Regions from separate parts of the Homo sapiens genome. Here region 1 is linked to region 2. The links are chromatin loops, found by intact Hi-C in ENCODE. Cell type or tissue: B cell. All regions are shown on one strand. Links, peaks and the distances in the headings refer to the core of each region. The heading gives the core; the rest is flanking DNA.

Region 1 (16,338 bases), core at 4,971-7,470, 70 kb after region 2:
TGAATAATATGTGAATTCATGACATGATATTTTCTTGTTTTTTTAAATTATTTTTTATAGAGACAGGGTCTCACTATGTTACCCAGGCTGGTCTTGAACTCCCAGGCTCAAGTGATCCTCCCACCTCAGCCTCCCAAAGTGTTGGGATTATAGGTGTGAGCCACTGTACCCGGCCCTCGTGACATGACATTGCACACTGTTGCATTGTTAAGTTAGTCATTCAGTATCATTCTCTAAGGAACTTCCTCACTGAAGATGTTTAATTCATAGGTGTTACATGACCAGGTAATATTTTCATGTTTTCTTATCAATGAAAGTTATTTTAGAGCTGTTCATTTAAAAAATCTTCCATAGCACAGTTCTTCAGTTTCATGGAATAAAAAATGCTAAGTTTTTGAGATTATTCCATTAACATTATTTTTTATTCTTTTTTTTGTTTGTTTGTTTTGAGATAAGGTCTCACTTGGTTACCCAAGCTTGAGTGCAGTAGTGTGGTCACGGCTCACTGCAGCCCCAGCCTCCTGGGCTCAAGTGATCCTCCCCTCAGCCTCCCAGGTAGCTGAGACTACAGGTGCATGCTACCATGCCTGGCTAATTTTTAAACTTTTTGTAGATGTGGGGGTCTCACACAGTTGCCCAGGGTGGTCTCAAGTGATTACTAGACTCAAGTGATCCTCCCGCCTCAGCCTCCCAAAGTGCTGGGATTATAGGTGTGAGCCACCATGCCTGGACAACTAGATTTTTGTTTCTAATTCTAAGATATAAGAGATAGATGTTTTGGATTTTATCAACTATGTAAACATATTCAAATAAAAACTCTTGATATTCTTTAAGTCATTAATTTCTTTGAGCAAGTGGAATGATTTCTTTTTTTAAAATAAAAACTCATTGATGTGTTAGAGCCCAGAAAATATAACGGTTTAGCTCTAGAAAATGATTACAGAATTGGGTTCATGCTAGGGAGATAACTGACTGGATAAATTAGTTCGAATTATGCCTTGTTTTTGGTTTTATACTCAGGAAATCACACACTTGTACAACCACCCATAAGCTCACATATTTTATTTATTTTATTATTATTTATTTATTTATTTTTTGATACAGAGTCTTGCTCTGTTGCCCAGGCTGGAGTGCAGTGGCATGATCTCGGCTCACTGCAACCTTTACCTCCTGGGTTCAAGAGATTCTCCTGCCTTAGCCTCCCAAGTAGCTGGAACTACAGGCACGGACCACCATACTTGGCTAATTTTTTTTATTTTTAGTAGAGACAGGGTTTCACTGTGTTAGCCAGGATGGTCTCAATCTCCTGACCTGGTGATCTGCCCACCTCGGCCTCCCAAAGTGCTGGAATTACAGGCGTGAGCCACCATGCTCAGCCAGATCACATATTTTAGAGATAGCCTTTTCAAGAAATTCTTAATCAGTAAACAGGAGTTTATGAACATCTGTTTTCCTGAATTTTAGAAATATAGATTAAAAATAAGTATTTAAAAAACAACTACAGGGTACTCTATCTTACATCTTTTCTCCCATTTCAAAACTAATGAACACTTATTAAGCCCTTATAGAATATCTCAGAAAAGTATGCTGATTAAGCTTGCTTAAGGAATTAAGTTAATTCACATTATGTTGTAGGCCACCAATTATTTGTCTTGGGTTTTGTTTTGTTTTGAGATGGAGTCTGTCTCTGTCACCCAGGCTGGAGTGCAGTGATGTGATGTCAGCTCACTGCAACCTCCACCTCCCTAGTTCAAGCGATTCTCCTGCCTCCGCCTCCCAAGTACCTGGGATCACAGGCACCTGCCATCATGCCTGGCTAGTTTTTGTATTTTTAGTGAAGACAGGGTTTCACCATGTTGGCCTGGCTGGGCTCGAACTCCTGGCCTCAAGTGATCCACCTGCCTCGGCCTCCCAAAGTGCTGGGATGACAGGCATGAGTCACTGCGCCTGTCCACCAATTATTTCTCTTTGGTCTTTTTCTATAGCACTGGTACCTGAAGTAGTACCTAAGCATTAGAATTTCGTATCATTTTCCTTTGGATACTTCCTTTGGGCTCTGTGTTTCCTGAGAATGGACTGAGTGAGGGAGGGATGGTAGAAATGCTACTGCTTTTAGCCTTAGTTTTTCGGACAAAGAGGGGTAAAGACAAAATTAATTTGGAAGCCTGTTGTTGGTAAGACTTAGGAAATAATAAAAGATGTTCCCTCTTTGCATATATTCTTTTTTTGTTGATTCTACACAGCAACTGTTTACTTTGGAGTATTTATAGTTTGTATGTTCAGTGGTTTTTCAGGGATTTTTCTTGTTAAGCCAACATGCAAATATAGTGACCTTAACAACTATATCTCATGATGTAAGGCTAAGGTGTCAATGTGGCAGTCTTGGAATTATTTCAACCCGAGCAAAGGAAAAACAAACATTGGTGGGTTCATCCCCTATCCAGATCACAAAGCTTTGGATTCTTTTTGGATTCTCTTCAATGTATTTAACCTTTAAGCATTAGAATAGTAGGCAAAGGAAGTAAGAGAATATGAGAACTGTTTTTTTGGTTTTGTTTTGTTTTGTTTAGAGACAGGGTCTTGCTCTGTTGCTGGAGTGCAGTGTCACGATTATAGCTCACTGCAGACTTGAACTCCTGGGCTCAAGTGATCCCCCTGCCTCAGCCTCCCAAGAAACTGGGACTGCAGGTGCATGTCACTACACCTAACTAATTTTTCTATTTTCTTTTGAGATGGGGGTCTCACTGTGTTGCCCAGGCTGGTCTCGAACTCCTGGCCTCATGTGATCCTCTTGCCTCGGCCTCTCAAAGTGCTGAGATTACAGGCATGAGCCACCACGCTTTGCCAGTGCCATGATTTTAAATCGTGTCCTTCAAGTGTTAGTAAGTAAAGTGGCCTAATTTTAGGTTATGTATCAGCTGTTTCATTGGGATTCCTTTTTTAGGAAAAATAAATTATCTCCAAAAAGAAAGCAAAAACAGCTTTCCTTTGATCTGATTATACATCAGAGTTGTTCCATTGAGGACCTTGAATGCAGGGATTCTTGAATTTATCTGGATGGAAAGGCAAGCATGATGGATTTTGTTAGTCTTCTAATTGAATCCAGTTTTGATAATTATTTCCATTGCTACTTCAGGATTTACAATTGATCATCTTTATAGTCATGAACATAGGAAAACATTGTGAAAATACCCATGGAAAATGAAATAGTTTTTGGTTTTTGTTGAAAGCAGTCACTTAGCTGATTTTGTCCTGCATATTTCCCCACATTTAACTTTACCCAACTTAGCTCCCTTTTTCCAAGTTAGAACTGAAGTCTAGCACATTGGGAAAATGACTTTTATTAAATGCATGACTAGAATTCTTCAAAACCCCAGCTAGACTCTGCAAGGGGCTGCTGCAGGTTGCACACAGGAAGAACTGTGGCTGGTCTGCTTCTCGTCCTGATCCGGGCATAGCCAGGCTGGTACACAGGCATACTGGATAAGTAATTGGTCTTAAATATAACATTGCAAAGAACTAGAACTCAAAAGTGATTCCCTACTGAAAGAACTTCCTCTTTTATTGCTCTGAAATGATCTTTCAATTTGGCCTCATTCTGAAAGTTGCCATTTGAATTGGACTGGGAACAAAAGTTAGAATTTATTGAAAACAACTCATTGCTTAATCTCTGGCAATTTTATTTTATATGTGATCAACAGATGTGTTGCAAGTCGGATTCAAAAGGAAAATAAAAGTTTAAACAGTTAAGATGTCATCAAATACTTTTCCAAACCTGTAGGAAAATAAAATTAAAATCTATTTGAGAAATACTCAGGTGCAACATACATTTTTATTCTGCTTTCTTCTTGTTCACTCCCATTTCTGCCTCCCATTCTCCTTACAAAAGACAGCCAGGTAGTGGAAACAGAACAAGGAATTTGAACTCTGACTTCACTTCCAGACCTGGTTCTGCTACTTACCATGTGAATCCTGCTCAGACTGGTCATTGAGCTTCCTTGAGCATGGTGATAATCATAGCCAGGCATAGTGGCACTCGCTTATAGTCCCAGCTACTCAGGAGGCTGAGGCAGGAGGATTGCTAGAGCCCAGGAGTTTGAGGCGGCAGTGCACTGTGGTCGTGTCTGTGAATAGGCACTGCACTCCAGCCTGGGCAGCAAAGTGTGATCCCCATTAAAATATCATAATAAGAAAGTACTTTGTCCTACCTTCCTCACCAAGGTGATTATTGATTTCAGATGACACGATACCTGTAGAAATTTAGTTTCCCCAATGTGATTCTTCTTATTAAGATTGCATATCCAGGACTAGTCTTTTAATCTTCTAACATTGTTTTTGAGAGTAAGAGTATCAGAAAATTATTTTTCCAATTCTTCTAGTACTACCACTGGGAATTGGGAATGCCAACTCCTTACTGTAAATGAAAATGTATTCCCTAATCTAAGAGGTCTTTTCCAAGTACCAATTCTGACAAGAAATTTAATGGAATGGTAATGTATGTATATTCCTCTACAGTGTGATGTGGGGCTTGCTTCAACTTGCTGATAGTCAGTAGAATTTGGAGATTAAAAAAACACACACACAATCAATTCTCGGGCTTTAGATCAAAATCTCAACAGCACTTAGAGCTTGGCAAAGAATTTTGCCTTTGGCCTATGCTGATGCTCCTTATGGTTACTCTTTTCTGGGACTCTAAAATGTTAGATTTGTGTAGGAGCCAAAGATTTATAAGAAGGTGCTAGGTCCCTGTCCTACAGAGTTGTGAAGAATTTCTTTCCTTATCTTCCCTTGCCTTTTACCTAAAGACCTATGAATGTGTGTTGGATCTAAGCTCAGGTTTTGGGTTGAGAGGCCTAAAGTTGAGCCCACTTGAATAGTAGCTTACCAATACATGTCTCTGCTGACGTCATAGCTCATTAACATCCTGTCCACTGTTGTTGATTTCTGAAGCACCCACATTTCACTGCCCCTCCCCCAGCATCTTCACAAAGCTTTTATTCCCCCAAAGACATTTTCAAAATTTCATTTGTAACTGTTGTGCACAGCTGACATGGAGAATTATTCTAGGTGCTGAATTGTTTATCACTAGAATATTTAGACCAACACTAGAAGATCTGCGATCAGTATGGAAACTCAAATAGGCTTTATGGCTGCTTTCCTGAGTCCATTGACTTCTATTTATTTGGGAATATTTAGTATTAAAAAGTTATAGAACAAATATGGATAAAATAATTTGAAGGTTTTGCCATCACAAAACCTTATATCATTTGCACTGAGAATGTAACACTAGCTGGGTGTTATTGTTTGTTTTTTTTTTTAACAACAGAACCAATAAAATGATTAATATGTGTTTTTGCAGGAGCTTATTTCTCATTATAGCTTCAGTATTGGAGGAGAGATTAAATTTCTGAATATGAATCTGATTTTTCAGACTTCCAACTTCCTATAAGTTTTTATGTGCTGATGCAGAGTTGCTGCTTTCAGGTCATAGCAATTTAGCTTTTCTAGAAGCTATTCTTTTTCTAAGTGACTGGCAGGAATCATTACTCTCTATGGCAAGAAACCAGAAGTTGGCAGGAGCCCTACAATGACTGTCCAATTTTTTTTTTAACTGTTTTGCCAGTTTCCAGATTTTCTTCCCTTGTCTTATAGGGTATCAGGTTCAAAGCGAGTGATACACATGTAGTCACAGACCTGCCCAGGCCAGGTATGAGGGATCAGGCCCTTCCTCAGATAGATTGTCTATTTAGCATTCTGGATAGAAGCCAGAGATCATGGTACATTCCTAGAATTGCACAACTCAAAGCTACAACCATCAGGCAAGTTTTGTATTTGTTCCTGAAACTCTTACATTGTTACTTTGATTTCTTCTGATTGTTTAGAGGTATGAATCAGACAAGATCGTTTCATAACGATTGACAATAAGCACTGAAAGCCTCAGTGATGACAGTAATATTTCCTACCTCAGCCTCTTCCCAGTATGAATTTTACAACACTGAAAAGGGCTAGGGCTCTAACCTGAAGAGATTTCTGAATTTGTCTCTTTTCTGACAGAATTAATTGAAGTAGAAAGTATTTCAAGTGCGGGCCACTCTGGAACTGAGCTCTACCTTTTTACCTGGAGTGAAACCATCCTAATTTTATCCTCTGCTGGCCAGGGTCAATTTGATAATAACAAGCCCAGAATGAAACACATCAGTTTATCCCTTATCTGCAGTAACAACTAGAAATGCTTTTGCTTGTTTGAACTTTGCCCTCCCTAGAATCTTGATATTTGTTTTGAATTTGGTTTTTGGCAGAATGAGATCCCATGCATGCCAGGCAGGCTCAGGGATGAAGAGTTAGTAGTTTGGGGTTTTGTTTTTTTTTATTGACTTGCTCTGGGCGGAAGCTTTCACTTTTCAAATGTGTGATTCTTCTATTGTCCTAGCTGTGCTGTCGGTAATGAATGCATCCTCTGTTTTGGAACTGTGCCAGATAAGATGCAAATTTGTCTATTCTACTTCTGTATCAAGTAAGGTTACCTAACTGGGTCTACTACTGTTTGAAGATATTAAAGACTCACAAAATCATGCTATGGTAAATGAAGAGTACTTGTTCTCTAAGTCTGCTGAGGAAAGAAAATGGGCTAGTGTGCTAAAGGAATGGATTTATATTAGCGGCTTATTTTGGAATTTTAAAAATTGAGATATAGTTAATATGCCATAAATTCACCATTTTAAGGTGTACAATTAAGTGGTCTTTAGTGTATTCAGAAGGTTGTGCATCCATCACCACTAACATTTTTTATCACCCTAAAAAGAAACTCAGTATCCATAAGCAGTCACTTCCCAATCCCTTCTCTCCCCATCCCCTGGCCACCACTAATCTGCTTTATGTCTTTATGGATTTGTGTATTCTGGACATTTCATGTAAATGGAATCATACAATATGTGGCCTTTTGTGTCTGGCTTCTTTTACTTCATATAATTCTCTCAAGGTTCATCTGTGTTATAGCATATATCAGTACTTCATTTCTATTTATGGCTGAATAATGTTCCATTGTATGAATATACAGTATTTTACTTATCCATTCATCAGTTGATGGATATTTGGGCCATTTTAGTCTTTTGGCTGCTGTGAATAATGCTGCTATACACATTTATGTACATGTTCTTGTATGGACATATGTTTTCAGATCCCTTGAGTATATAACTAGGAGTAGAATTGCTGGGTCATATGGAAATTCTGTCTTTAACTTTTTGACGATCTGCCAGACTGTTTTCCATAGAAACTGTACCATTTTACATTCCGGCTAGTAGTATGAAATGGTTCTAATTTCTCAACATTCTCATCAACACTCATTGTCATTATCAGACATTTTTGATTATAGCCATCCTTGTGGGTATATCAGTTGTGGTTTTCATTTGCATTTACCTGATGGCTAATAACATTGAGTGTCTTTTCATATGCTTATTGGGGATTTACAGGGTTTTATTTGGAAAACGTCTTATCCAGATTCTTTATGCCTTTTTAAATTGAGTTGGTTTTTGTTTATATGCCCATTGTTTAATTGGATTTTTTAAAATTGTTGAGTTTTAAGATATACATATGTATATAATTACCAGAACCCTATCAGATATATGATTTAATTTTGTGGGGAAATATTGTCTCTCCTTTTGTGGGTTGTCTTTTTGCTTTCTTGATAATGTCCTTTGAAGCACAAAAGTTTTAAATTTTGATGAAGTCCAATTTATTTTTTCTTTGGTTGCTTGTGATTTAGGTTTTCCTTTCCTTTTCTTCTCTTCTCTTCTTTTCTTTTTTCTTTCCTTCTTCTCCCCTCCCTTCCCCTCCCCTTCCCTCCCCTCTCCTCTCTTTGGACAGGGTTTCACTCTATCACCCAGGCTGGAGTGCAATGATAGCTCACTGCAGCCTCTGTGTCCCAGGCTTAAGCAATTCTCCCACCTTAACCAGCTGAGTAGCTGGGATGACAGGTGCACACCACCAAAGTCCAGCTAATTTTTTTTTCTAATTTTAGTGGAGATGGAGTCTCACTATGGTGCCCACTCTGGTCTCGAACTCCTGAGCTCAAGCAATCCTCCCTCCTTGGCCTTCCAAAGTGCAGGTATTATAGGCATGAGCCACCAAGTCTTGCTGATTTAGGTTTCATTGCTAAGAAATTGTTGCCTAATCTAAGGTTATGATAACATACACCTCTATTTTCTTCTAAAAGTATTATAGTTTTGACTCTTATGTTTAGGTCTTTGATCCATTTTTAGTTACTTTTTATATACAGTGTGAGGCAAGAGTCTAAATTCATTCTTTTGTATTGGACATCCAGTTGTCCCAGGCACATTTTCCCCTTTGAATTGTCTTGGCAGCCTTGTCAAAAATCAGTTGGCCATAGATGTATGGGTTTATTTCTGTGCTCTCAATTTTATTCTGTTGGTTTATATGTCTACCCTTATGCCAGTGTTACACTATCTTGATTACTGTGGTCTGTCATAAGTTTTAAAATCAGGAAATGTGATTCTTCTAACTCTTTTGGGGATGGGGGATTGTTTTGGCTATTCTGGGTTCTTTCCATATGAATTTTAGGATCAGGTTGTCAATTTCTACAAATAAGTGTGTTGGGATTTTGAAAAGGATTGCATTGAATCTATGGATCGCTTTGAGAAGTATCGTCACCTTAACATATTAAATCTTTTAATCCATGAACACAGAATGTCTTTCCATTTATTTAGGACTTTTAAAATTTCTTTCAACAATACTTTATAGTTTTCAATGTACTAGTCTTGCATATTTGCTAAATATATTTTAAATATTTTATTCTTTTTGATGCTATTGTAAATGAAATTGTTTTCTTAATTTTATTTTCATTTTTTCATTGTTCATTTATAGAAATACAATTGATTTTGTGTATTGATTATATTAGCAATTTTAAAGAACATCTTCTGGTTATAATTTCAAATATATTGGAACCAATATAGAAAGCCACTTGTAGTCTTCCTTAGGATTCTTTTAAAGAGTAGAGTATGTATAGTTAACATTTGTTGAACACTTACTAGGTGTCAGGCATTAAGCTGCTATGTATGTTACAATGAATTATTCTCATTTAATGCTAACTTTTGTCTTCATTTTACAATGAAGAATCCTTGTCCATAGTCCTACGATAAATCAGTGGCAGAGCTGGAACTTGAACCCAGGTCACTCACTCCAAAGCCTGTTTTCTTAACCATTTGACTATACATACTGCCTTTTTGTGAATAATTCATAATAGCTCTATCCTGGAACCTAGACAATAGATTAAGCAACATGGAAATATTCTCCAGGTCTCTACTTCTTGTCTCTTTACCAGGGTTGATCATTTCACTTTTATACAACAATGATTCTGTTCCTCCTTTGGGAAATTTTAATTTCAAAGGATCCTTCAGCAAGACTGTTTGAGCCATTATAGAGCCTGGAGGCAAACATAGTAAACAAAAGGTGTATACATACTGTATTAGTCCATTTTCACACTGATATAAAGATACTACCTGAGACTGGATAATTTATAAAGGAAAGAGGTTTAACATTGACTCACAGTTCTGCATGGCTGGGGAGGCCTCAGGAAACTTACAATTATGGCAGAAGGCAAAGAGGAAGCAAGGCACATTTTACATGGTGGCAGGAGAGAGAAGAAGAGGAAGAGCAAGGAAGTGCCACACTTAAACCATCATCTCTCGTGAGAACTCCCTCACTATCATGAGAACAGCATGGGGAAACAGTCCCCATGACCCAGTCACCTCCCACCAGGTCCCTCCCTTGACATGTGGGGATTACAATTCGAGATGAGATTTGGGTGAGGACACAGAGCCAGACCATATCAAATACCAATTGTGATACATATTATGGAAGGAAAGAACAGGGTGCTATGACAGAGAGTAATATGATGTCCTAATCTGGAAAGAAGGTCAGGGAAGGAAAAGACTCTTGAGCCATGACCTGGCCTGAAGTAATTAGCCTGGTTTAAAGTGGGGGAAGGAGCACTGTAGCAGAAGGAATAGGAGATGTTTATCTCATAGGATTATGATGAAACTTAAATAAATAGTACACATGAGAATTCCTAACCTAGACCAGGCACAAAATAAATTCTTTTAAAAAATTATTTTAAAGTTGTTACAGTGAGCATGAATACTTTTGTAATCAGAAAGCCAAATAAACGTTTAAAAGTAGTTGATGCTCTGAGAGAGACTAAACTACCTTGGATTGTGTATTTGCTGAGACAAGAGGGAATCTGGGCTGGTATCCTAGGGAGTGATGATTGGAGTGAATGAAAAAGGATAAGGGTGCAAAAGAACCTGAGAAGGATTGGTCAGAGAGGCATTAGAAGAACCTAGGGAAGATGTTACAAAAGGCGGAGGAAAGAAGGCTTTTGGGGAGAAAGGGTGGTTAATCATGCTAGATACCTGTAAGGCTGTCAAATGGGGTAAAGACTGAAAAGAGGCCATGGGGTTTGGCCCTTAGAGGACATTGAGTGATTTTTCAGATTAGTTTCAGTAGAGCAAAGGAGAAAGGAATAGATTGAGACACTAAGCCTATGAGAAAGTGGAACGTGGGTATATAAACTATGGGCTCTAGAAGTTTGATAAGAAAGGGGAGATAAGAGGGGCTGATTACTTAAAACAGGTGTGTTGCTTAAGGATCTGGGCTGAGAGGAAGTGGCTAGCAGCGAGAGAGCAATTAAAGATACTACAGAGAAGAAATAGCTGATGGGACAGGTAGAAGAAGGAACTGGTGAAGGAAACAGGACCCGATGGGGTCAGGAACACAGGTACAGAGGTATGCCTTGGAAAGGAAGAGTGACAGGAAAGCCAAAAATAGTGAAAAGATCAGAACAAGGCCAGGCACAGTGGCTCACACCTGTAATCCCAGCACTTTGGGAGGCCGAGGCGGGCGGATCACCTGAGGTCAGGAGTTCAAGACCAGCATGACCAACATAGAGAAACCCCGTCTCTACTAAAAATACAAAAAAAAAAAAAAATTAGCTGGGCATGGTGGCACATGCCCATAATCCCAGCTACTCTGCAGGCTGAGGCTGGAGAATCGCTTGAACCCGGGAGGCGGAGGTTGTGGTGAGCTGAGACTGCGCCGTTGCACTCCAGCCTGGGCAACAAGAGTGAAATTCTGTCTCAAGAAAAAAATAAAAACCACAAAGAAAGAAAGAAAAGATCAGAACATAGTCAGATGGCTACTCCTAGCTGCAAAGGACTTTGGGAAATACAGCCTTTATTCTAGGCAGCTATGGGTTCAGCTTAAAAAAAAATCTAGGTTGTTTTACTTAGGAAAAAGAGAATAGATGGATTCTTGGATAGGCAACTCACAGTCTCTGCCATAGATTACCAAACGCATCTGGGGTGGTTGGTGAACCTATATAGGGAATTTAAATTATTTATTAGTTACTGGTAACCTCATTTTAATGACATTTTATTGACTCATTTTATTGACACAAAGTTTAAGTAAGCTTCTGCAATTCATACAATGAGTAGAAAACATAGCAGAAACAAGTCTTTATGCTCCCAAGTCCAGCGTTCTTTCACTTGCACTGTTGCCTTTCATGTGATTATATGTGTGTAGTATTTGTAGTTAATCTAGTAGACAATTTTAAGATTTAGAGATTTACTTCCAGATATCCTAAATATTCTAAATCTAGGTAGTATTGGGTGCATTATATTAAAGTCTAGAAAGATTAAGAAATCAGTGGGATTTAGATGTAGTCCATTGAAAAGCTTTTTATAATGGATTTAATTTAGTTTTTGTTCAGAAACCCATTTGGCTGTTGAGACACAGTCATTTCTCAGTGTTTTTACAAAGTGTTTGCAAATTTTTCTCACCATAGGACCTGCTATTATATCATAAGGACTGTGAACACTGGTGAAAGCTATTCCTGAACACCATTTATTTTAAAAACAAACCTTTTCCTACTAAAAACAAATGTTTCTCTCTCTTAGTGTTATGAAACATTTCATCTTAGAAAACCCATGATGGAATGAAAGTAGTGTGATGGCAAAAGGCTCTGAACTGAGGGCAGGGAGTGTATATCTCCACAAGTCACTTCTTCTGGCCACAAATTAAATTAAATTAAATAATTATATGTTTAAATGGGTATAAGAATAAATTAGGAAAAAATGGTAAGTGCTTTGATGAAGTAAAGTTGAAATAAACAGATAATGTTAAACTCTATTTCAGCCATTAGCTAATTTTCTTCTCCTTTGTTGTCATAGCTAACTTCTTTGGGGGTTTCCTTCTTTTCTGGACCTGTGTGCCTATGAAGGGAGGGTGAGTGGGCAATGAAATCATTAATAGCCAGTGAGCAGGTAGACAGAGGATGGCGAAAGGGCCTGGATGAGGCCACTGCAGAATAATCAGGCTGTGACTTGTATTGTTTCTTTTTAGTTTGGATGGTTCAATGACAGCCCTCAAGAGGGTATTTACTTCCTCCTTCCCATGTATTTTGTCTGAATATGTGACATTGATTCCTTGGTATGGCCTTATATTCCTAACATTCAGGCTTGCCATGCACACAGTTATCTGAGTGTGAATGAGGGGAGGATTGGGACAGAGAAGAAAGAGAGACTTGTGAACCTGGCACAAGTACAATTTTATATTTCTCTCACTGATCTTTTAACCATAGACTGTTTAGGTTTAAAGGCCTAGAGAAGTCATTTAATATAGTGTTTTTAAAATTGTGCTTCATAGAACCCAGTGATATGTCAGAACCAAGTAGGTGGGGCTCCTTGTAGTTAGGAACATGTATCTTGATGAAAGTTGTAAAAATCGAACGAAGTCATGTCACTCCTCTACTAAAACTTCTCAGGGCTCCTCTTCACCTATGGCATAAAGTCCAAGATCCACAGCTTAAAATGCAGAGCCTTTCATGATCTGCCCACTCTGTGCCCATGCAGTTTCTCCTGCTCCATTCCTTCTACTCTATTATATATTCCAATAGTACCGCACTCCTGCTCCTTCGGTAAACCTGTCAGGCTATTTATAACTCTCTGCATTTGCACTTGACGTTTCCTCCACAAGAATGCTTTGTTTGTCCAGTATACTTCCTTACTCCCATCTCATTTATCCCCAAACTTAACTAACCCCTCAGCCCTATCTATCACTGTCTTGTGATTCTGCTTTATTTTCTGTATAACACCTATCACAATCTAGAATGATATTCTTAATGTGTTTGTTTGTGTCTTCCACTTTTCTCACTCTGCACACTCTTTCTTAGCAATTTCATGGGCTCACATGGCATCTGTTAATAACACGTCTTCATCTCCTGCCTAGTTCTCTCTCCTGTGCTTGCAAATAGCACGCTGAAGTATGGCCACTGCATAGCTTCACTAGAGTGATGCACAGGCACCTGAAATTCACAACAGAATGCCTCAAGGTAATTAATCCTACCTTCCAACATGTTCTTCTTTTGAAGTTCTCATCTCAATGAGTTGCCCCATCCACAAAGCTGGGCGTCATCTTTCATTCCTCCCCTCTTCCACAGCCAGTCATTTCTATCTGGCAATGGTTTGTCCTTAAATTCTTTTCCAGTCTTCTTTTCTACATCTCCATTGCAATAACTAATTGCCCTTTTCTTGCTTAACTTGTGTACTGTCTTATTCTAGGTCCTCTGGAACAGTGCTGTCCAATAGAAATATTATGTTATTTTAAATTTTCTAGTAGCTACGTTAAAAAAGATAAAAAGAAGCAAGTGAGACGGTGCAGTGGCTCACACCTGTAATCCCAGCACTTTGGGAGGCCAAGGCAGACAAATCACTTGAAGCCAGGAGTTCAAGACCAGCCTGGCCAACATGGCCAAACCCCGTCTCTACTAAAAATACAAAAATTAGCCAGGTGGGGTGGTGCACACCTGTAATCCCTGCTACTTGGGAAGCTGAGGCCTGAGAATCACTTGAACCCAGGAGGCAGAGGTTGCAGTGAGCCGAGATTGCGCCACTACACTCCAGGCTGGACGACAGAGTGAGACCTTGTCTCAAAAAAAAAAAAAAAAAAAAAAGAAAAAGAAAAAAAGAATCAAGTGAAATTAATAATGTATTTTATTTAAACAATATATTCAAAGTATCAATTCAACATGTAATCAACATAAAAAGCGGCGTGTTTAAAATTTTCTTTTAAATACTAGTCTTCAAAATCCAGTGTGTATTTTACACTTACAGCTCATCTTAATTTAGATTAACCACATTTCTACCTCTAAATAGGTAACTGTGGGCAGTGACTACTGCAGTAGGCATTAACAGCTGTAGGATGTAGAGCCTGAAGGAAGAATTAAAGTGCTGACATTTTTTTAGTAACTTCCAGCCCAAAGTGGCAAGGGTAAAGGATAAAGGAAAATCAAGGAGGGAAAAGTATGATATAGCACCTTACCTTGCTGGTCATGGCAAGACACACAGCAGGTTGTTCAGACACGGCTTCGCCCTAATTTTTTGTTTCCCATTGACTTCCTCCAACCGCTTGGCAACTGTTCAGAAAGCAGTATGACATTTTATCCAAGTTCACAGGTAGAAGGGTGACTCAGTATATGTTAAAGAGAAAGTTGGTGGAGGCTGAGGGAATCTTAGAGACATAGTAGGTTCACATTCAGTACACTAACTAAGCTTTTTAGTTTTGGTTTTATCTTTCTTCTGTTCAGTTCCCAAACAAGAACAATGTAGCCAGATATTCTTGCTAAATGTAGCTCTGACTGTCATTTCCCTCTTTTAAAACCTCCAGTGACTTCCATTGTTTTCATGATAAAGGCTAATATCATTTCATTAAAATTTTTACTTGATCTGGCCCTGTCTTTTTAACTTCTTACCTCAGTCACCTTCCTCTCATCTTAAATGCTGTGTGTATTAGTTATATATTGCTGTGTAACAGATCACCCCAAACATAGTGACTTAAAACAAGGCCAGGTGCGGTGGCTCATGCTTATAATCCCAACACTTTGGGAGGCCGAGGCGGGCGAATCACGAGGTCAGGAGATCGAGACCATCCTGGCTAACATGGTGAAACCCCATCTCTACTAAAAATACAAAAAGTTAGCTGGGCTTGATGGCACATGCCTGTAATCCCAGCTACTCGAGAGGCTGAGGCAGGAGAATTGCTTGAACCCGGGAGGCAGAGGTTGCAGTGAGCCGAGATCACACCGCTGCACTCCAGCCTGGGCGACAGACCGAGACTCTGTCTCAAAAAGACAAAAAAAAAAAAACAGTAAACATTTATTATCTCACAGTTTCTAGGGATTAGGAATTTGAGAGTAGTTTAGCTGAGTGGTTCTGGCTTGAGGTCGCTGTCTTATGTTACTAACAAATACTATTAACTGGGTAGCTTATAAACAGCAGAAATTTATTTCTCACAGTTCTGGAGGCTGAGAAGTCCAAGATCAAGGTGCCAACAATTTTGGCATCTGGTGAGGGCCATTTACTCATTTATAGGTGGCGCTTTCTAGCAGTGGCCTCACATGACAGAAGGGACAAAAAAGCTTTCTCTGGCCTTTTTTTCTTTTTTTGAGACAAGCTGGTATGATCATGGCTCATTGCAGCCTTTAACCTCCCAAGTTTAAGCAATCCTCCCACCTCAGCCTCCTGAGTAGCTGGGACTATAGGTGCAAACCAACATGCCCTGTTAATTAAAAAAATTTTTTTTTTGTAGAGGCAGGGTCCCACTATGTTGTTCAGGCTGGTCTCTAACTTTGGGGCTCAAGTAATCCTCCCACCTCAACCTCCCAAAGTATTAGGATTATGGGTGTGAACCACCACACCTGGCTCTCTGGCCTCTTTTATAAGGGAACTAATCTCATTCATGAGGGCTCCTCACTCATGACCTAATCACCTCCCCAAAGCCCCCACCTCCTAATTCTGTCCATTGGGGTTAGAATTTCAACATATGAACTTTGGGGGTGGGAAATAAATATTCAGATCATCACAGTCTCTTTTTTCTTTTTTTTTTCCCCTCTCTTTTTTGGTTATATCATCTGTCAGCTCATACCTACAACACAGTCTCTTATAGGATTAAAGTCAAGATGTCAGCCAAGGCTATAGTCATCTGAAGTTATGAATAGGATTGAGAGATTCATTTTTCAAGGTGGCCCATTTGCATGGTTGGAAAGTTGACACTGGCCGTTGGCAGATTTTCCACATTTTCCTATATAGAGGGCTGCTTGAGTGTCCCTACAGCATGGTGGCTGCCATCCTCCAGAGAAAGTGATCTAAGAGAAAGCAAAGCAGCAGCTGCCATGTTTTTTTTTTTCCCCCCTAGACTTGAAAGTCAGACATTGTCATTTTGGGACTGACCTTTGTAACCAATAGGATATTAGTATGAGAAGGAACGACA
Region 2 (16,338 bases), core at 4,737-7,236:
GGCTCCTCTCACGTTAGAATAAACCTTTCTGTTTTGCCTCTCCCTACTCAATGGGATTTCCATTGTTTCTGTCTTCACTTCCTTTTACCTGGGAGAAGCTGATACTGATGGAAAGGCATTTTTGAGTCTAGATATAAAGCTCTTTGTTTAAAGAGCATTTTTAAAAGAAGGGAATTTTTACATTGCCAAAGGTACCCAGGTGTTGCCTTCCTTCCCCATGAGGATTTTGCACAGAGCGCACATTCATACCCACTATCTCTTAGTGTCAGCCTGTGTGATGGCTATATGCTGTCTACCAACACTACAGTCTGTTTGGGAAGCGCCAAATCTTGGGTAGGCACTGGATCTAAAACTGGCACTGGAATCATCCACTCAGAGGAAGAAAGATTGAGGTCAGGTGGGGAATAAGACAGGCAAGTTGTCAGGCTTCTTTTCAGATGGTTCTCAGAGTACACTTCCATTACTTAGAACAGTGGGTTTGGTGGGGGGTTTTGGCGTGTTCTATAGCTGAGCTACAAGCAAAATTAGAGCTTTTTACTTATATACTACTTTGCATGGAGGTAGTCTCAGGGTCCCAGTTACAGCACTGATTTCTTGAAAAGAGTTTGATGTTCTGGCCCATGCTTAATTTAAATGAGAGGCTAAAAGCAGATTGTGTAACCCACCAATGCCCATTTGACAGGACTTGCACCAATCTGACCTACACTTTCATAAGAGCTCCTAAGCAGAGTGCTGTACTGTGGGTCTTCTGCCTTAACTCCAGGAATGGCAGAGATGAGCTACTGTTTATTGAGCACCGACAAAGGAGAGGTACTCTGAGTGTTGAATGCATGCTGTCTCTCAGCCCACAAGAGCCCTGCAAAGGAAGTGCATTGCTCCCCGTATTTATGGATGAGGAAGCTGAGTATCAAGAAGCTTGCTCAGAATCATGCAGCTAGCAAGGAGCAAGGCAGGGTTTCAGAGCTACGTTTATCTGTTTCCAAAGAGTACACTCTCCCCTCAATTCCCAGTAGTACTTCTCCAGTAAATCTTAAGTATTGTATTGCTTTTTTCCCTTCTATTTCTCTTAGCAGTCTATAGAAAAGAGCGTTTATTTAAAGATTTTAGTGCTCATCTGGGCATAGTGACTCATGCCTGTAATCTCCACACCTTGGGAGGCCGAGGCAGGAGGATCGCTTGAGCCCAGGAGTTCCAGACCAGCCTGGGCAACATGACGGAACCCTTTCTCTACCAAAAATACAAAAGTTAGCTGGGCATGGTGGTGCACACCTGTAGTCCCAGCTACTCAGGAGGCTGAGGCAGCGGGATTGCTTGAGCCCGAGAGGTGGAGGTTGCAGTGAGCCGAGATCACGCCACTGCACTCTAGCCTGGGCGACAGAGCCAGATCCTGTCTTTTAAAAATAAAAATAAAAATAAAAAAAGATTTTAGTGCCCCCTATAACTTGAGGCTTGGATTCTGAAGTGAAAGTTGTTGTTCTGAGAGGTGTTGATTGAGCAGTAGTAATACCAACTACATCAGTGGGACTTGGTGGCCCAGTCACACGGATGCAGTCAGAAAGGGAGTGTTACCTCATAAAGCAGTGATTCAAGCCTGGGCTTGGATTTTAAAATGTTGGAAAGTTGTGAAGAAATGGGATTTTTTTTTTCTTCCAAAGATTGTAATAACTTTGCCATTGTACCATTAACATAGTCACCACCTCATGTTTGTCATGTAACCAATTTATGTTTTTACTAACATTGAGGAAATGATTTTTTTTATGCTTCCTCCTTTCTATCTTTCAATTTTTTCCCATCTACACTGTGTGGATTATCAGATAAACAGGAAGGTCAGTGCTCGCTTAACCAGGGTTTGGCCAGTGCTCAGTGGGTGGGAAGCCGTCGGGAGAGGAGCTGGAGGGGTTGTGTGTCTGAACCCCTGTGCTCCACATTGGGCGCCTGTCAGGTTCCACTGACTTTTCATTGTATATTTGGAAACTCTTTCATAGCCAGAGCAAAGCCCAGGGAAATCTCTCCTCCTGTGGTGTTGGTCGCGTTCTTGTAGTTTCCATTTGATAACAGCATAGTTTACAGAGAACTTTTTGAGCTTTTGGAGAACTCCTGAGACTTATTTTGTCTTTGCCTGCAGCCAAAATAATTGAAGCATTGTCAGTCTATTTCAGCAGCACTTCTTCAGGTAGACTGTGATACTATTTGGGATGTTCAGATAGACCAAAGAGAACACAGATTGTAGCTCCTCCTGGAGCTATAATCCTGGTTTTATATATGATAAAAGTGAAATGGAATTTTAGCTCACAAGACATACCAAGGCGACTTGGTCATTATATAGTAGCAGCCTCGCTTATAATTTCCAGAGTTTCCTCTGAGTTTTAATCTGGCATTTGTTTCTTCCCTTCTCCAAGGAAAACAGGAGTTCTTAGCTCTTCCCTGTAGCTTCTGAAATAAATTCACACAGAATTTGAAGGCAAGTGAAGTAGGTCAGAATCCTTCCGGAAGCCAAGAACCCACTTATCTTCCCTCCTTTAGTTTTCTGTTTTGTCTGCCCATGCACATTTCCTCTTAGGTCCTCTAAGGAGAGTATGGGAAGAAAGGGAGTCAAATTCAATGATGCAGAAAGGGTCAGAGAAAGTGGTTGTAGATGACTGATGAGATTTGACACCATCCTCACTGCCGGCCATGTAATTCTCTAAAAAAAATAGGAGACAAGATAGAGATAGTCAAATCATACTAATAAACTATTTTTCAAGCATCCACATGCCCAGAGATGCTTAAAAGACCAGTAAATGGATGTGTCAGATGATATATATGAGTAAGCTAATATGATAGTCAAAATCAATAAAATAAAACCAAAATATTTTAAAGGTGGCAAAGCTCATGAGAGCCCAGTACTCAGAAATATATAACCTTCCTTTGCACATGTTTCTCCTCACATATATACGCACGTAATCAGAGACTGGTGGTAAAATTTTTAAACTTCTGACCCCCTCCCCCTTCCTGGTAGGAAGCAGTTGAGGGAAAAGAGAGGAAACAGCATGTATTGACCACATGCTGCTTCCTCTTAGGCACTCACACATGCTTTTTGTCTTACCTAATCCTGTATAACATCCCTGTGGCAGCAGGGGTATTCTCATTCTTACAGATGAAGAAATTGAAGCCCAGAGAGGTTGCACCGTTTTTAAAAAGTGATGGGGCCAGATTTCAAAAACGGGTTCACCTGACTCTAAAGACCTTGTGTGAATTGTCTTTCCACTAAACCATGCTGCCTCACCACAGAGCCACTGATGGCTTTACTTGATGTGTTCGTGGCATCGTTGCTCAGTTTGAGTTAAGTGAGTAATTCTTAAATGACTCGAGGATAAGAAGACCTCCTGTAGAGGCTTTACAAATTCAAATACCCCCAGTTCGTATTGCTTTCATCCTCGCTTTCTTAACTATAATCAGCATTGATTCTTTCCTATTCCCTGATAGCATTAAGTTATGATAACACTAGGGTGACAGAAAATAAAATCAGCAAATATAGATACTGCTCGTTAGCTCAGTAAAATGTGAGAATTGGCAATAAAGTAGGTCTTATCTAAAAGGTATGGATATAAATACAAAGCACAGGATTAGAAGCATTTCAGATAAAGATAACTCTGTTTGCTAAACAAGCTTTTTTAGGTATAAAGGAAAAGACAGTCTTGCTTCTGAGCATCTTATTGTAAGCATGATTCTGCCCCTGGCATGTCCTGTAGATGAGAGTTTGCTCTTACAAAATAAGCCCTGTCTATTCAATTGTATTTCGATGTTACAGCTAGCACATAGTAGGTACTAGGTAACACTTAGTTGAAGTGAATCGCTCTTAGTCTCTAATAAAATGTCTTTTAACTACTTCATTTTGCTTCTGTTCCTTGTACATCTGGATTACTTTACTCTCCTCTAATTTTGATTGTCATCCCCAGTAATTAGAGAAAGAAAGCGCAGATTAAGCTTTCTCATTTCATTTCCCCAACTTCTCCCTCAGTGGAATTCATGCCATTTCAGGAGCTCTTCCCTTTTAGGATAGACATCTGTCTTTGTGATGCATCCCCTGGTCCTCAGCCCTTATTAATCTTCAGAACCCCACCCATCCCAGGTGTCACCTCTCTGAAGCCTGAATGTCACTGGCAGGGCCCCATGTAGTGTTGTTGCTGTCCTCACTCCCTGTGCATATTTTAAAAATCAGTTAACAAAAGTTTCTATTTAAAAGCTCCAAGGGAAAATTAGGTATAGTAATAACATTTTCCTATGATTATTTGCCATATTGGCATTGAGGCAGAGAAATCTGTTAGAAAAACTGTTTGCTCTTTTCCCATGTGTCTATACTGAATAATATAAAGCTGGATACGCTGTCTCTATTCTGAAGCTGTCATGTGTTATAATAACTGGTTTGACACTTATTATCTTTTTTAATGCAAAGAGGAAATTGTCAGAGTTCACAACAGTAAAATAGATCCTTTGTTATTTGTATTATTTTTACTTGAAAGTATTTTTTACTGTCTTTGCCTTGATAAAACTGAAGTTTATATGGTAAAAGACGACGACATGACATGAAATGCCAGAATTTGGACAGTATCAGAGCAAAGCAGGATTCAAATGAATCATTAATTGGTATTTTTTAGAACCAATGTTTATAAGCAAAGCTGTCAACTCAAATCACAGCCTAACCTCATAGGATCTTAGAGCTTTATCAGAATAATTATTCATCAGTGACTTTAATATGTCTTCCTGGAGTTGTGAAATGTGTACTTTTCAGGCTGGCTCATAAGCACATGTTATGCACCCTGGCTTCACTCAGGTCTGCATTCATTTATTCCAAGGATGTGAGAAGGGAAGATGTAGCCTTACAAGTACACTGAATTATGCTTTTAATTTTATATCCCTGGGAGGAATTTGTGATCAGATGATTCTGGCCTTTGTGCTGTGCTGCCTTGAAAACAATTTTTAAAGTGTCTAACCGTTAAGCTTAAAAACTACTTTCATTTACTTCAGTGAACCTTTGATATTTAACGGTTAAATTATACAGAGTGAAAAACACAATGGCAACCCCAAATTAATTTTTTCCAGCCTGCCAAATGGACATTCAGGAAATCGAGTGGACATTTCCAGACTTAATTAGCCAGTTTACATTCTTTGAAGAGTTAGGGAGAAGAGCTCTTGGAGGGAGCTGCCATAGAACAGACTGGGAATAAGACCACTGAATCTAGAGCCATCGTGTTTCCAGGCCTGGCTCAGATTCTCTGAGACTCTCAGAGAATCTCTCTGGACCTTTAGAACTCAGTGTTCATTTCAGGGGTTGAGCTAGACCTCCTCTCCACTTCTCTTCCCTGCCCTATCAGTCCGTGGTTCAAACTGGGAAGTATGGCAGCAGCTTTTGGCTGAAAAACAGCAGAGACCCAAGAGATCATGGGTATGCTGTTCTTCTCAGAACCAAATTGTGGCCCTTATATTGGAATAACTTGTTCATTCTGGGCAGTCAACAAATATTACATTCCTGTATAGGATGATGCTGTGCGTGGTGCTGTGGGGAAGGACAAAAAACCAGAAAACAGTGAATTGGACAGAGAAGATGAGAGCTAAAGGCAGCATATGTTGTGTCAGATTAGTGCTTTGCGTAGTAAATGTTGAGGGCAGGCTTTGAGATGCTGAGGGAAGCCTCACAGACCCATAGCTGCAGAGCAGGAATATGCTATGTTCAGGCAATGGTGGAAGCTGGGCTGTAGGAAACACAGCCACAGATTTGAACAAAGATGGAGACAGCAATGTGGATCCAGCTGAAGATGTTTTTTCCTTTTAAATGTAACTGTTACTAGGAGATTTTCTGAGAATATAAGTATTACTATTGAAGAAAATTTGGAAAATAGAAAAAGATTGAGATGGTAAAAATCACCCATAATCTTATAGTCCGTAGACCACTAATTCAGTACTTCATTTTACTTCTTTTTGGCCATGTGTATATGTATGTATTCTTTTTAAAATTGAACTTCAGATCATATTATGTATGTTTTATATTCTGCTTATTTCATTTAACATTGTTTTACTTTTCCCTACATTATTAAATGTTCCTTGAAAACATTTTCGAGGGGTGTATAGTGTTTCATTATATAGAGGTACCATAATTTGACTTTTCCTATATTGAAGCACATATAGTTTCTGTTTTGCTGTTGTAAATAACGCTCTGATGAATATTCTTGTATATAAATTTTTGCTTATTTATCTGATTGAGATTTTTTAAAAGTATACTTTACTTTCATTTGGAGTTTAATGTGGCAGTTGAGTTTGAACTTCAAATTATAGGCATTAGAGATCATCTAATTTTTTTTATCATGATGTGGACTAAAAATTTGGCCCTGGAAATGAATGTAATTATGTTTAAGAAAGAGACAGGAGGATATCTCTATGCTGGAACAAGTGGAAATACTATTAAAAAAAGAGCTTTGAGAACTGATGCTGTTATTGATTCATGTATTTGTATGAACCAGGAGCTGTGCTAGGCCCTGGGAATGAAGATGGCTTTGATTAGTTCAGGTTACTCTCAGCTCTTTCCTTTTTCTTTTCTCTTCTCTTCTCTTCTTTTCTTTTCCGTTCTGTTTTTTCTTTCTTGAGACAGAGTCTCACTCTTTTGCCCAGGCTGTAGTGCAGTGGTGCCATCTCAGCTTCGTGCAACCTCTGCCTCCCAGGTTCCAGCAATTCTCCTGTCTCAGCCGCCTGAGTAGCTGGGATTATAGGCATGTACCACCTCGCCTGGCTAATTTTTCTATTTTTAGTAGAGACAGAATTTCACCATATTAGCCGAGCTGATCTCAAGCTCTTGACCTCGGTTGATCCGCCCACGTCAACTCCCAATGTGCTGGAATTACAGTTACGAGCTACCACGCCCAGCCTCAGCTCTTTCCAGAACTACTGCAATAGCCCCATAACTAGTTTTCCTGTTTCCATCTTTTCTTCTCTCCATTTTCTACTCAGCAGTTAGAGTGTTCTTTTTAAGACATAAATCAGATCATGTACATAACCCATTAAGCTTCTCATTATATGGAAGTATGAGATAAAACCCAACTTCTTAATATGGTCTACAAGGCCACTGTACTGCCCATTTATTAAATACTCCAGCCTTATTGGCCTTTTGTGCATTTTCCTAAAATGTGCCAAGCTCTTTCCTATCTTAGGGTTTCCCAACACATTGCCTTTCTTTCTAGAATACTCTTCCCCTAGTCTTCATCTAGCTTACTTATATGTTATACTTACCCTTTAGTCTCAGCTCAGTTTTTACTACCAGAGAGAAGCCTTTTTGACTACCATCACCCCTTAATTAATTCCTCCATACCAAGTATTTTTCTTTCAAGCACTTATCACAATTTATTATTATATCTTTATTTAATGTATGTCTTCTCTACTAGATTGTAAGCTCCATGAAGGCAGGGATTGTGACTGTTTTGTTCACTTTTACCCAGTACCTATCACTGTCTTTGTCATATGGTAGGGGCGAAAGAATGAATGAAAGGTGAATAAGAGACACCATCCCAGTGTACTTAGGATTTGTACTCTTACTGAGCTTCCATATTGGTTCTACCGATAAGAGCAGAGTAGGAATCAGAAGTGATGAATGAGGGCTTTAATGTAGACGGTTGGTAGAATTAAAATAGCACTGACAGAAATAGGCAAAGAGATAAGTCAGATTGGGAAAGAAATGAATCCAATTTTAGGCATGTGGAATTTAAGGATGAAAACTGGATAATCCATTGGAAAAAATCAGCATGCCAGTACCAATCTCCTGCCTTAATAAAACAAAACCATAACCCAAAACTATTGTTTATTTCTTATTTGGGGACATTATTTATGAATCAGAGAACTCACTTCTTTTTATTGAGGTTCCAGAGCCCATTTTTTAAAAAGAGTATTGCATTTGTCCTACTGAATTGCAGATGGATAAATAGAAGAGAGAAAGCTATCATTTTATTTTCACTTGAAGACATGGCATTCTGTCATCTCTATTACTGAATCCCTGAAGACTTCTTGTTCTGTTTGGAAGAGAAACAGAAGTTGGACCTTTTCTTCCTTCCTCACCTCCCCAGCCAATCCTCACTTCCATTATTTTGGAAAAATATCTAAATTACAAATTTCAGGAGCTTCCATGGTGTTTTCACATACTTCACAGGATCCAACCATAGTATCAGGCTTACAATATTAGATTTTGAATACAGTGTTTAAAATCTTGGTATTTTGCAGAAGAGCAAAGATACATTTAAATTGGAAGCTGATTTTCCCCCAAGAAATCATAGAAATATTCTTTGTTCTGTGAAATGTGAGTAATGCAAGAGTGGGCTTGATTATGACTTGAGCAGGATTATAGATCTTAGAAAGGCCTACCTAGATATAAGCTCATCTTTTCACATTGCAGGCCTAGCGTATTTTTAGAAAACGAATGAAGGTAGGAACCAAAATCCCATCTCCTGTAGGTGCCATTTGGCCTTTTGTCTGTAGAAGTTGCAACATTTTATTCCTGGACTGGTTGGTTATTTTTTACTTGTTTTCAACATGTAGGCTACCTTTGACATACTAGTATGGCAAATCTGGATTTCATATATAATTTTTTTTAAGTTATATAAAAGACCAAGGAATCGTCTTGCTGCTTGGGGACCTTTCTATGACAGTGCCCAACTCTCCTTTTCAGTAACCAACTCAGCCTGACACAGTTGCACTTGCTGCTTAACACTCTGTAAAATGTTATTTAAATATTTCTAACTTATTGTTTCATGCTGGGTTTTATGGAACATAAATTTCTATTTAGGCCAGTAATTTACAGTAGAAGTTTGTTACTAATAGCACTGCAGGCTCCATCCATCTAAAAATATTGCTCCTAACCTATGCTAAAAATATGTTATATATTTGCACTGTATGTAAACAGTGTTGTGTTTTATTAGTGTGCAGTGCTTTGTCTATGGAAATGTTGGTATTGCAGCATATATTTAGCGGAGATAGGATACAAGTGTGGTGGAAAGGCTACAGAAAAGTGAAATCCCTGCAGGATGGGATTTATGGAATTTTCAGAGCACTTTGCAGAAAATCTACATATAATACCCACATTTTCTACAGAGGCAAAGTGGAATCTTGCAGAATGTTCAGAGAAGCTCTGTTATTTCATGTATTCCCTGTATTTCTAACTGGCTTATAGAGGCCTGAAATTGCAAATATATTCAACTCAAAAGAGGCAATCATTATTGCTTCAATGACCATGTTTTTACCTTCAAAAAATATTTATTAAATGGGCCAGAAATAACATAAGTTGGATCTTCTTTTTGGTAATGAAGAGACATAATTCCAAGTAATGACATTTTAGTTTCTTTCTCTGGGTGACCTTGAGCTGGAGGAGACGATTCAGGGATGAAAGGTGTAGGGCTTTGGAAGAGTTTCTGTGGATCATTTTGAGCAAACTTCAGTCACAGGTGGGCACAGTGGCTCATACCTGTAATCCCAGCCCTTTGGGAGGCTGAGATGGAGGATCTCTTGAGGCCAGGAGTTTGAGACCAGCCTGGGCAACATAGTGAGAACTCATCCCTGCTTAAAACAACAACAACAACGAAAAACCTTTAGTCAGTACAAGTCACTTAGACTTGTTACCTATATTTATTCTGAGCTCTAAACCTGCCTTTCATTAGTAAAAATGAGGGAAAGAAGTGGATTGTGGGTTAATCTTAGTTATACAAGTTAGTTTTGTTCTTGAGGTCCTAGTGGGTCGGATTCCTTGGGTGAGGCAAACTGTGCACTGACCTCATCTTCCTTGCTTTGATGGAAGCATCACTGCCGAGTACCACCTAGTAAACCCAAAGTTGCTACTTGTTAGCCAGTTGAAATGATTATTGTGCCTTAAAAATAGACTGATGTTAGTTGCCAGTTAGGTCACCCAGAGCTGAGCTTTTATCACTTTTCAAGGGTATGTTAAGGTTTGATAGCCATTTTTATAAATGGAATACCTTACAACTTATTTAAAGTACATTTGCAGAAAATTAAGGCCATTGGTTCTGCCCCTAAAATAGTGATGCTATGGTAAGTTTACCATCCTCTATTTACATGTTCCTTAGAGCTCCAAAAGTCATCATCTTGCGATGGAGATTTTTTATAAACAACTCCCAAAGAATTTTAATGTAGCAAATGAATCTTGGAAAACTGCTCTTTTCTAATTTACTACTTCGTTCAGTGCATGTTAAAGAAGCAGCAGTGAATCGTATAATTAAATGTGATTTTAAAGGCTTCTGAGGTGGCACTTTCCAGTTGATACTCACTGGCATTTTGCTTGGCCTGTTGGACTGAGGCAGGAGGGCTTCTAATGCTCCTCTCTTCTGAAGGCAGACTAAGTGTGAAGGGTGCTTTATCAGCAGAGTGCTGCGCATGCTTTAGATGGCTCATGCCATCATCAGCTGCTCTGCAGAGGTACACACTCTTCTCTTGTTGAGAAGGCCAGTTCTTCTCTTGTTGGTTGTTTGACTTAGAAACTTCAAAAATGTTCACATTAAAATGCTAAAGCATTTTCTGAAAGCTAACCAGTAGATCACTAGGATAAATGGGATGGTATCTGAAGGATTTCCACAAAGGTCCTTTTTTCTGAGTTCACAATAAAACCAACCCTCCCTAATCAACCTTTATGTCCAGACAGGACATTGTGTGCAATTCCCTGAGTTATAATCCAGTCCGTCTTCAACCTATGCTTCCATTTTCAAGAACAAGACATCTTTTGGCTAGATACACTTCTGTGGCCAGGATCATGGTTGTCTTCCCATCTAAGTTTGGCCAGTGCATACACAGGCCTGTACTGGCCAGGATGATAAATGTGAAGATTGGACTGCATTTCATGGCTAGGTTCTCCACTTGGTTATTTTCTGTCCTCCCGTGGTTATTTTTTCTGTTCTTGTAGAAAAGAGAACAAAGCCCGTTTAACAACTGCAAAGCACACAGTCTGCAGAGACCTTAAAGATTACTGGCAACAAAACATATTTATGTCTTTAATAAGGAATTGAAATTTACCACTCACTAAAATTTTCCTTCTCTTTTCTTTCTCTGTTTTCTCTTTGGAACTTGTTGGTGTTAGGAGGATCAGTCTGGTCTCCAGGATGTTATTTTGATGTCTTTTGTTTTCTGAGGAAGTATTTTACAGTATTTTCTGACAGTGATAAAATTTTGAGGTAATTCTAAATTCTTGTGTACGTGCTCAATTTTGAATTACGTATTACAATATTTTGTATGGCTTCCAAGTATCTCAAGTCTGAAAGAGTATGTGGCATATAATAAATGAAAGTGAGTGTGAGAGTTTATTGAAAGGGCAAAAGATGTGGCTGTGGAATAGAGGTGCTATAGTTCAAGGTGAAAATTAAGTGATATTTGTGCAATTCAAATTAAAACTACTCAGACGACAAAATCCTGGTATCTGTGTAACGGTCCTCTAACAAAGTCTCTTAAATGACAAGGAGGCTACGATGCCATGAATCATACAGGGTATTTTAAGAGTGGGTTCCTGCCGGGCGCGGTGGCTCACGCCTGTAATCCCAGCACTTTGGAGGCCGAGATGGGCGGATCATGAGGTCAGGAGATCGAGACCATCCTGACTAACACGGTAAAATCCCGTCTTTACTAAAAATACAAAAAAATTAGCCAGGCGTGGTGGCATGTGCCTGTAAGTCCCAGCTACGCTGGAGGCTGAAGCAGGAGAATTGCTGGAACCCAGGAGGCGGAGGTTGCAGTGAGCCGAGATCATGCCACTGCACTCCAGCCTGGGCGACAGAGCGAGACTGTCTCAAAAAAAAAAAAAAAAGGAAAAAAAAAAAGAGAGAGTGGGTTCCTTAAATGCCCTAATCCCCCTTTTTGTACTCCTCAGGACACATGGTTAAGAAAGTTCCTAGACACTTTTATTTGGAGCTGAGGGATATAAAAGCACTATTGAAAGTCAGTGAAATATGGTGAGGTAGGCCATCCACTGCTTTTGCCTCATTCAGATTATTTACTTGTTGACCATCCACACATTTCTAAATAGGCCTTTTTTTTTTAATGCAACTTTAGATTTTTACAGACATACCAACAAGATTAGTAGGACTGACAAGTGATATTTTATTTCCTTAGTAAGGATTGAAATTCTTTTCATAGGTTTTTCAAAATGTTTTAATAATCCTCTGAGTCCCAAATCTGTCCTCTGGGGATTTTCCCTACATAGTCAAAGTTAAATATTTTGGATGGGGAGTGAGGCTGAGAGAAGCTTTGCTCAGAGAGAGGTAAAGCAACCTTTGAGGAGGGATATAGAAACTGTATTTCTGTCTGTAAATGTTATTTTATTAAGAAAGTTTTATATTCTAAGGTTGTGATATTCATTCATTGGTTCATTCACCAAATGTTTGAGTATCTTTTCTGGGTATACTCTATATAGTAGATGATTTGATCTCTTTTGAGTTGAATTTTAAAGGACTATCCTAGGGAAACTTGAGAGTTACAGAGGAGAATAAAACATGATTTCTGCCTTCAAGGGGCTTACAGTTTGATAGATGCAAAATAATAAAGCAGTATGTATTAAGTGAGGTAATAGAAGTACAAATGCTCTAGGATTTTAGAGGAAGGAAGCCCATATTTGCAGGGAAGGTTTCCTTACGATATTTATACTAGGCCTTGAAAGATGCCTGGGATTTCTTTAGACAGAAGAGGCAGAGAAATGTATTTCTGGAAAAAGTTACAGGAGTGAGAAAGGACATATTTAGGAAATGACAAGTGCTTCAGTTTGGCTGCAATATAAGGTGTGTGCGAGGTATGTAGGGAATGTTAGGAAATAAGGTTGATATATAGGTTGGGGTCAGAATAGAACTTTGAATATGCCATGCAACAAGGGTTGAATTTACATGATAGTTGATCTTGAAGACTGAAAACTAGGAAATTACCCAGTCAGAACTGTGCTTTAGAAGGATGTGCTGGGGGACTGGGCATGGTGGTTTACACCTGTAATCTCAGCACTTCGGGAAGCCAAGGTGGGAAAATTGAGGCCAAGAGTTTAAGAAAAATGTACTGGAAAGCCATGAGTAAAATAGATTAGAATGAAGGATAGAGGGTACAGAGAAATTGGAATTCAGAAATTCTATTGGAATTACCTATAAAAAACAAAGGTAGAGCCACTTTAAACATGTGCAGTTTATATATGCCAGTAATACCTAAGTAAGGCCGTTTAAAGAAAAAAAAGTAAGCTATGATAACGAGGCACTGAACTTGGAAAGATGAAAGAAAGTTCAGATTTGAATGACATTTTGGAAATAGAATCTACAGAGGAGGATGGAAAGAGTGAAGAAGTAGGAGTGGAGTCAAACATGATGAAATTTTTAAGCTTGGGTAATTTAGGAAAATTGTGGAGCCAGAATAGAAATAGAGAAGTCAAGAGGAAGGAGGAAAAAGCATTTTGATGAATTGATGAATCTCTTGGACACATTGTAACTGAAGTGTCCACAAGGTATCAGTGATTTTGTCCCAGAGGCAGGTGAAAATGTGGAATGGTGGTGCATGGCGTAGATCACCTTCTCAGTTGATGCTGTACAAGCTGAAGCAATGGATATGAATGGAACAAATTGCTCAGCAGTTTCTTATAACTCTAACTTTCTGTGACCTGAGTTCAACTATCTCTAGTATACCTGAATAATATATAAGTTGGTATTGTGGCCTAATATGGGGGGAGGTAATTTCTGATTTTTACATTGGTTTTATTTCTAAGGTATTTGTATACATAGACTCTAACAGAACACAAATTCAGAAACAGATAGTTTTGTATTTGTTCAGGCGAAAATGACAGACATCCTCTCTTAGCTGTAGGGGAAGAAACTTTGAGGAAAAGAAGCGTCTGACGGTTTCTGAAAACCAAGCTAAAAGGGACAAAAATAGAATGAGATCCTTTTCTATGGCATTCTTTCTCTGTGGTTTTAGGAAATGGTCTTAATAATTTCTTTTAATTCTGTAATTCTTTTTTGTTTGTTTGTTTTAATTCAGGACCACAAATAGGAAAATCTGCCATTTGTATTTTTGTTTAATCAGCTCTCTCATTAGCACATTCTAATGTAAATGTTCCCTGATTTATTGACTGAAGTTTAGTGGATTCTCCATGTATGTTTGGTTATGCATAGACTGGTTGCTGTTAATTGCACTTGAATTTTGGGATTTTTATTTTATCAATAATAGAGCTTCTCTAGGCATGAGTGATGTTCCAGATATATAGTTGTCTTAAAAATGTGATTGAGGAAGGGTACGGTGGCTCACGCCTGTAATCCCAGCACTTCGGGAGGCTGAGACAGGTGGATCACTTGAGGTCAGGACTTCGATACCAGCCTGGCCAACATTACAGAACCCTTTCTCCACTAAAAATACAAAAATCAGCTGGGCATGGTGGTGGGCACGTGTAACCCCAGCTACTCAGGAGGCTGAGACACGAAAATAACTTGAACCTGGGAAGTTTTAGTTCAAGACCACAAACCAACAAAAACTCACAAAAAACCTGCTTTGCCTTCTTTAAGAAGGAAAAAGGGCCGGGTGCGGTAGCCCATGCCTGTAATCCCTAGCAATTTGGGAGGCCGAGGAGGGCAGATCACCTGAGGTCAGGAGTTTGAGACCAGCCTGGCCAACAAGGTGAAACCCCGTCTCTACTAAAAAAATGCAAAATTAGTCAGGCGTAGTGATACATGCCTATAGTCTCAGCTACTCGGGAAGCTGACGCAGGAGAATTGCTTGAATCCGGGAGGCAGAGCTGCAGTGAGCCAAGATAGCTCCATTGCACTCCAGCCTGGGCAACAAGAGTGAAACTCCATCTAAAAAAAAAAAAAAAAAAAAAAAAAAAGGAAAAGGAAGCATGGAGCTCAGATTTTCAGTCAACTTTAGAAATTCTGACATCAGTACAGATTCCATAGATATTAAAAGACTAATAAAGAGTACTATGAACAACTTTATGCTAATAAATTAGACATCTTAGTTGTAAAGGACAGATTTATTAAAAGATAAAAATTATTGGCTGGGCACAGTGGCTCACATGCATGTAATCCCAGCACTTTGGGAGGCTGAGGCAGGAGGATCACTTGAAACCAGGAACTTGAAACTAGCCTGGACAACATAGTGAGACCCCCATCTTAGCTGGGCATGATGACATGCATCTGTAGTCCCTGCTACTCTGGAGGCTGCGATGAGAGGATTGCTTGAGCCTGGGAGGTTGAAGCTGCAATGAGCCATGATCATACCACGGCACTCTGGCCTGGACAACAGAGTGAGACTGTCTCAAAAAAAAAAAAAAAAGGAAAAAAGAAAGAAAAAGATAAAAATTACCTAAGTCACTCAGGAAGAAATAAATAACTGAAATACATACATACATACATATATATATATATATATATATATATATATATATATATATATATATATAATTTATTTATTTATTTATTTAGAGATGGAGTCTAGCTCTGTCACCCAGACTGGAGTGCAGTGGCGTGGTCTCGGCTCACTGCAAGCTCCACCTCCCAGATTCAAGCCATTCTCCTGCCTCCCAGTCTCAGCTCACTGCAAGCTCCACCTCCTGGTTTCATACCATTCTCCTGCCTCAGCCTCCCGAGTAGCTGGGACTACAGGCGCCCACCACCACGCCCGGCTAATTTTTTTTTTTTTTTTTTTTGTATTTTTAGTAGAGATGGGGTTTCAACCTGTTAGCCAGGATGGTCTCGATTTCCTGACCTCGTGATCTGCCTGCCTCGGCCTCCCAAAGTGCTGGGATTACAGGCGTGAGCCACCGCACCCGGCCTGAGTACCCATATATATTAAATAAATTGATTTTTTGTTTTTTTGCGACAGTCTCTATCTGTTGCCCAGGCTGGAGCACAGTAGCGCAATGAAGGCTCACTGCAGCATCAACCTCCCAGGCTCAAGTGATTCCTCTGCCTCAGCCTTCCAAGTAGCTGGGACTACAGGCACACACCACCATACCCAGCTAATTTTTTTTTTAACTTTAGCAGAGATGAGGTCTCACTATGTTGCCTAGGCTGGTCTTGAACTCCTGAATTAAAGCCTCAGCCTCCCAAAGTTCTGGGATTATAGGCATGAGCTGCCCCACATGGGCAAGAAATTGAATTTAAAGCTAAAAGATTTTCCACAGAGAAACACCAGGCTCAGATGGCTTTACTGATGAATTCTGCTAAACATTTAAGGAATAAATGATATCCATTCTACATAAACTCTTCTAGAAAAATTGAACAGAAGGGAATATTTCCCAGTTCAGTCTCTGAGGCCAGCATTACCCTACTTCCAAAACCAGACAAAGATATTATACAAAAAGAA

What was found. Hi-C counts contacts between places; a loop is a spot of excess contacts. Peaks named below come from ENCODE experiments on the same cell type or tissue, not always from the same donor. Only the 100,000 strongest peaks of a DNase experiment are listed, where the experiment ranks them.
Region 1: a loop joins it to region 2, with 2.1 times the contacts of the local background. A loop is called at or near these places in 1 of 110 quality-filtered maps.

What each region holds. Positions count from the first base shown.
Region 1 is chr6:38,394,583-38,410,920 of GRCh38, reverse strand. All of the region lies in intron 6 of BTBD9 (BTB domain containing 9), which reads left to right. Among named protein-coding and RNA genes, the nearest start is that of BTBD9-AS1, 79 kb to the left of the region's middle. In B cell, for the core only: no CTCF peak of the experiment used is centred there; a DNase peak (open chromatin) is centred at 6,470.
Region 2 is chr6:38,464,803-38,481,140 of GRCh38, reverse strand. The region is part of intron 6 of BTBD9 (BTB domain containing 9); the gene reads left to right. Among named protein-coding and RNA genes, the nearest start is that of BTBD9-AS1, 8.6 kb to the left of the region's middle. RefSeq lists an enhancer at 3,232-3,755. In B cell, for the core only: no CTCF peak of the experiment used is centred there; no DNase peak of the experiment used is centred there.